2 separate regions of the Homo sapiens genome follow, and region 1 is linked to region 2. A link is a loop called in an ENCODE intact Hi-C map of the cell type or tissue named here. Cell type or tissue: K562. All regions are shown on one strand. Each heading gives the region's core, and the rest is flanking DNA. Links, peaks and the distances in the headings are about the cores only.

Region 1 (2,918 bases), core at 313-2,812, 250 kb before region 2:
TAAATTAATAGACTTTATTTTTTAGAGCAGTTTTAGTTTCACAGAGAAACTGAGTAGTAAGTACAGAGAATTACTATTTACCCCTACCCTCTTCAAACCCAAACAGCTTCTTCTATTATCAATGTCATGCGTTAGTGTAGTGCATTTATTACAATTGATGAGCCAGCAGTGATATTTTAACCAAAGTCCTTAACTTACATTAGGGCTCATTCTTTTTGTTGTATAGTTCCATAGCTTTTGACAGCTGTGTAGTGCCATGTGTATTATATTTCTGTGAGCGTTAAAAAGAAGAATGACCCTCTGCTTAGAAGCGGCTTACCTGTTTCTGGTACAGACACCTTAACACATGGATTTATGCAAGGGTTTTCATGGAGGGGATTCTATGTAATACAACAAATAACAACCTCAAAGAATCCTAACTGTAAAGACAACAAAAGTCTCACAGGGCTAAACCATGTAATGTCTCTTAATTAAGCTGATGGCATCAAATTTCAGTGAAAGAAATTCAAAGGGAATGGAGGCGACCCAGCAGAGGGGGCAAAACAATATAGTACAGTTATTCAGCTTTCTGGTAATCTGGCCTCAGAGAAACATGTACTGTGACTTATATATACTTCAGATAATCTTGCATAAAGTTTTTTGATAGATATTGAGAGGCAGCACCAACAATATAAATGTTTTCTTATTAGACATTCTTTCTCAAATGCAAGCCATTGTTTTGCTTGAGATTCTAAGTCTGGGTTCTCTGCAAGAGGAGAGATGGGCTTTAAACATGGGTAATAGTCCACTGACAACTGTGACATTTCACCAGCTAGTGTAGAAAGGCATTGGGAATAGCACCAGATTTCTTGTAGCCTTTTTTGTTTTTGTTTTTGTGTGGAACTGTTTGCAGCTATATGTTCCATAAAGTTTTAACCTTTCCAAGTGGTTTTAACCTTTCCAATCAGACTATATTAATAGTAACTGTTTTCCATTTATTTAAAAAACTTTTTTCTTCCATTTCTTTTGAAATTACCTTATAATACCACTGACTATACACAAGGGGGAGATCACATAATTTGTTGACAATTTTGATCAGTATGTTGTCACCAAAACTGCACATTAACCCGAAAGAGCCAAAAGAGTGTGTATAAGTTTCCTCTTGTTGCTATAACAATTATTACAAACTTAATGGCTTAAAGCAACACAAATTTATTATTTTACAGTTCTGGAGGTCAGAAATTTGAAGTGGGTCTCAGGGGGCTGAAATCTAGGTGTCAGCAGAGCTGTACTCCTAGAGGCTCTAGGGAAGAATCTGTTTTCTTCCTTTTTCCAGCCTCTAGAGGGAGCCCACATTCTTTGGCTTGGTCCCTCAGCCAGCAATTGTAAAACTACCTCTGCTTCTGTCGTCCCATTTTCTGTAACTCTTCCGCACCTTTCTTCCTTGCACCCTACACCCTTGTTATTACATTGGGCCTGCCCATGTAATCCAGGATAATCTTCCCATCTCAAGATCCTTACTTAATCACATCTGCAAATCCCTTTTGCCATGTGTGGTAACGTATTCACAGACTCCAGAGACTTACTTGGACCTTTTTGGGGGCCCATTATTCTGACCTCCACAAGTGTATTTAGATAATTATCTATTCTTCCATTTATTTTTGTCCTGAATCTTCTGGATTTTTGGTTAGTAGGTAAAATTTTTGACTATTATAAATTTCCTTTGAGTAATTAGGAAGATTTTATACATTTTAAATTATTTCCTGGTAAACTTTTAGGCTGATATTCGTCAATAAATGAACAGGTTATATCTATCTCAATACCTAACAGTTTATTCTTTAAGTGATGACTATTATCTAATTAGGGACTTGGAAGAACTTCAAAGCTTAGTCTTCTAGATTTTACAAAGTGATAGATTGCTCTATTATTTATCATTTTGTTTCCAAACTGAGTATAAAATAGTCAATAGATACGTAAAATGAGACCTCAGAGCTGTTTCCTCTTTTGCAAAGTGAGCGATAAGATGCTCCCCACCTCTCTGTCCAGTTCTTACATTCAATAGAAAGACTAAATACGCCTAGAAGACAATGAAATACGTTGAGTGACTCAAAGTTGCTCAGAAATTACCATGAGGAATACCCATCCTAGCTTTCCTTGAACCCTGGACTGCAGTGCTCATCACCATCAAATCTCATGGAATATCTGGTGGGCTAGATTTTGAGTTGTTGCTTTTTGGGTACTCTGCCAGGTGGTATTGTACAGCAGACACATTAAAAGTGACTGAAGTGCAATATTTGTGTCCTCCCCTGAGTGGGATTAGGATCAGAGAAAGTAGGTTCTAAGACATAGAAACCTGTCATGTGAAAAGTCTTTAGGTGAACAAACTGCAGAAAATTTACGGTTGCAAGAAAAAAGTACAATGAGTTCTAAGACCCTCCTGGAAAATGAGGTTGAGTCATTCTGAGGATAGTGCTTCTCACAGGGGAGCTGGGAGGGGAAGGAGGCAGGGCAGAGCTGGCAGCTGCAGGAAGCATGGGCTCTGCCTGTAGGATTTTTCATTCCATAGCAGAAACCACGGAAACTGCAGCCATCTTCATCATGGAGAGGGCTGGGGAAAACAAAGTGGGGAGAATAAAGAACGGGAGATTATCACAAGACTATTACTTATATTCCCTTGGTTTCTGGTATCACAAGGGTTGTAGAGCACTTAACAATTTTTTTTTTCCTTGAGACGGTCTCGCACCCAGGCTGGAGTGCAGTGGCATGAACATAACTCACTGCAGCCTCGACCTCCCAGGCTCAAGCAATCTTCTCGCCTTAGTTCCCCAAGTAGCTAGGCGCACACCAACATGCCCAACTAATTTTTGTATTTTTTGTAGAGACGGGGTTTTGACATGTTGCCCAGGCTGGTCTCGAACTCCTGAGCTCAAGCAATCTGC
Region 2 (2,918 bases), core at 297-2,796:
TCTTAGGTATGAAGCTCTGTTTTTGTTCATTCAATGCAGGGAGATGGAAAAAAAGAGGAAACATGGGAACGATGGAGATGGGAGGGAAAGGGGAAGTAAGAGGAGAGAGCAAAAGGGGCAAAGAGGGGAGCAGAGAGATGGGGAGAGAGAGAGAAAGGTGGAGGGAAAGCAAGGGGAAGAGAAGAGATGAGAAGGGGATCTGATGACACCCTAGGGCAGCTATAGAGTCAGGGGAGGTCCAGGCTATGGAGGTTTCTGTACCCATGTCTCCCTTTGCTTTCTTAGTTTTGTTCAGCCTGAGCCTCATCCCAAGATCCAGGGTCCTGTGCCATGGATTATACCACCCATGTGTGTCTACACCCAGAGCCCGTATTGCCACTGAGGAGACAGACATATGCCATTTTTCAAAGTAGGAGCTCCTTAGGGTAGGGGGCAATGATCTAACATGAACATAAAATCCCACATACAGAATCCACACAAGCCTCTCAAATTTGTCACCACTGGGGCAAATTCAACAAGCATTCACTGTGTAAGCTGCCATGTGTAGTGCTGGGAGGAAAGCCAGAGTTCCTCCCTCAAGGAACTTATGATTTAGTGGTGGTGGGGTAGTGTGCCCTTGTGTAAGCAAGAGAAATACATAGGTGTAGTGCAAGTGTGAACATTCTTTGTGTCTAATGATGGACTCCATGCTATAAGTACTCAGTGTTTACCAAGAAGAAAGATGCATATAGTTACCTCTAGGTTTGTTAACAGCTAGATCTAAGACAGGGAAGAGAGGATGTTTGCATTTGGGATCCCTGCTCTGCACTGAATGCTGCCCAAACTACTTCTGTGCTCACCAGGAGAGGACCATTAAAGGCAAAGGGAAGAAATACATCTGGGCTTGCTGGTCTAAGCTGAGAATTTCAGGGCTGACATCTGAAGGCAGAGCCAAGAAAAACTTCTAAGCAGTGAAAAACGCCAAACCCTGGGCTTGAGCTTCAGGGAGACTGAGGGGCAATTTAAATCTCTTTTCTGGTGGAGTAGAGGATCCTTTTATGGTTGGGATGGCTCGTGTTATCCTTCAAGGAGGCAGAGGTATGATGGTATGTCAGGTTCCTCCTGGGCCTGATTCTTTCTTTGAAATTTGCTTCTTCTATCCCTGAGGCACTTTGGAGTTGAGACTGAATAATAACCAGCCACACAAACCTGGGTTCTACCACAGAGTTCATCGTTAACAAACCGCGTGCCCTTGGGCTGGTAACTTCTTTCTCAGTTAAAGTACCCATCTGTTGACTTAGGAGCCAGAGGGTGTGTGAGTGTCTGTAGACACCTGGTGGCAGTTTGGAGGAATTACGTTCAGTATCATCAGGGAGCAAATCCCTGTGCATGCTGTTCAGGAGTGTCCCAAGTGCCCAAAAGAGCTTCCTGGGTTTGGAAGCTGAACTAGTCAATCTGATATCAGTTTGAGGAGCTCATCCTGGGAAAAGAGTCCTGTTTTTAAAGTCATGTTTGTCCAGAAATTCGTCCTTGTTACTGGCCCAAATGTTTACATTTGATTTAATTTTACCATTCCCACGGCCTCTGCAATCAATTTCCTTTCTTGGTTCTATAGATTTTATTCTAGAGGCAAAGTCCTGGGGGATTTAGGAGTAACACAGTGTCTTACACACAATAGAAGTTTTATGGTGCTTACCAAGTGTCTTTCAAGTTCTTACTATTATCCCCATCTTGTAGATGGAAAAATTAGGGCACAGAGAGGTTAAACAACCTACCCAAGGCCACACAGCTAGTCAGGGACATCAGCAGGATTTGCACCCAGACAATTTAACTCCATAATCTCTACTTTTAACTTTCTTAACAACTGTTGACGGATGAACAGACGGGTGTAATTTGAGAGGCCCTGAAAAAGGTCTTACTCCAAAATATACTTTCCACTGAGGTAGTATAGTTATATAATGTCTACCATAAAGCACTGCCCTTTTTCTGTTTCTTATAGTGCTTTTTAAAGTATAAATAGCCTATGAAGGGTTATATTAGCCCTTTAGTGTGAATTTATTCATTAGATGTTTTATATTGTCTTGTTTAATAAGTGCTAGAAAGGGCTAGAAGGAATTACTGTGTTCTGCAAAGGGATCTCAGTAAACGGAACTGTTTTATTTCTTTGCCCTTGTTCTGAACTGTACTGAAAAATAGAAAGAAAATGTGGTGCTCAAAATGTCATCTTTTTTATTGATAGTGATTAAGTAAGACATTAGTAGCGCTAGGTCTGCTAGCTGGGGCTTGCTCATACTAGAACTGAGAATTAGGCTAACTTACCCACCTAATCATGACAGGCCTGGGCATCCTTGCCTAAGAGTAAGTCCCTATTATGCCATAGGGATCTCTGCAGTTCCCAAGTAGAAGCAGAGTAGAGCTAAGCCAATTATTCTTACAAAATTTACCAACCAGTTAAGTCCTTCTACCATCTCAGGGGCAAGGAGAAGAAAGGAGTGAAAAGAGGCCAGGAGTGGGGAAAAGGCGCTCACCTCTAGTAGAGACCTTAGACATCACCTAATCAAGCCTTCTCATCATACAGATACAATGGAATTCCAGAGAAGGGAAGGGACTTTGATAAACTAAGGTTGCGAGCTGTGAAGGGGTTGAGTCACGACACTGGATATGCTGATTTGGCTGCCAAGCTCCTTCAACATTCCACCACAATGCCCTTTTCCAGGAAGAGTGAGCAGTGGGAGTGCTTTAGAACCTGGCATCCAAGGGACCTGGTGGGAAGGGGGAGTGAAGAAGTAAAGCTACAGCAATATGCCCAGTGAATAGGTCCTAGGGTGAGCCCTCAGCACTTTGGATACTGGAGTCAAGCCCTCTTTCTTCTGCTGTCCTCCTTGAAGCTCCACTCAGTGTCAGAGAGGGAAGACTATTTAAGATCACCCACCATATTA

Evidence for each region. Peaks named below come from ENCODE experiments on the same cell type or tissue, not always from the same donor. Only the 100,000 strongest peaks of a DNase experiment are listed, where the experiment ranks them.
Region 1: a loop joins it to region 2, with 5 times the contacts of the local background. A loop is called at or near these places in 19 of 110 quality-filtered maps.

What each region holds. Positions count from the first base shown.
Region 1 is chr1:151,932,867-151,935,784 of GRCh38, forward strand. The region is part of intron 1 of LOC124904421 (a long non-coding RNA gene); the gene reads right to left. Among named protein-coding and RNA genes, the nearest start is that of THEM4, 25 kb to the left of the region's middle. In K562, for the core only: a CTCF peak has its summit at 1,328 (motif pointing right); a DNase peak (open chromatin) is centred at 1,335.
Region 2 is chr1:152,184,448-152,187,365 of GRCh38, forward strand. No RefSeq gene overlaps it. Among named protein-coding and RNA genes, the nearest start is that of CCDST, 3.4 kb to the right of the region's middle. In K562, for the core only: a CTCF peak has its summit at 1,316; a DNase peak (open chromatin) is centred at 1,304.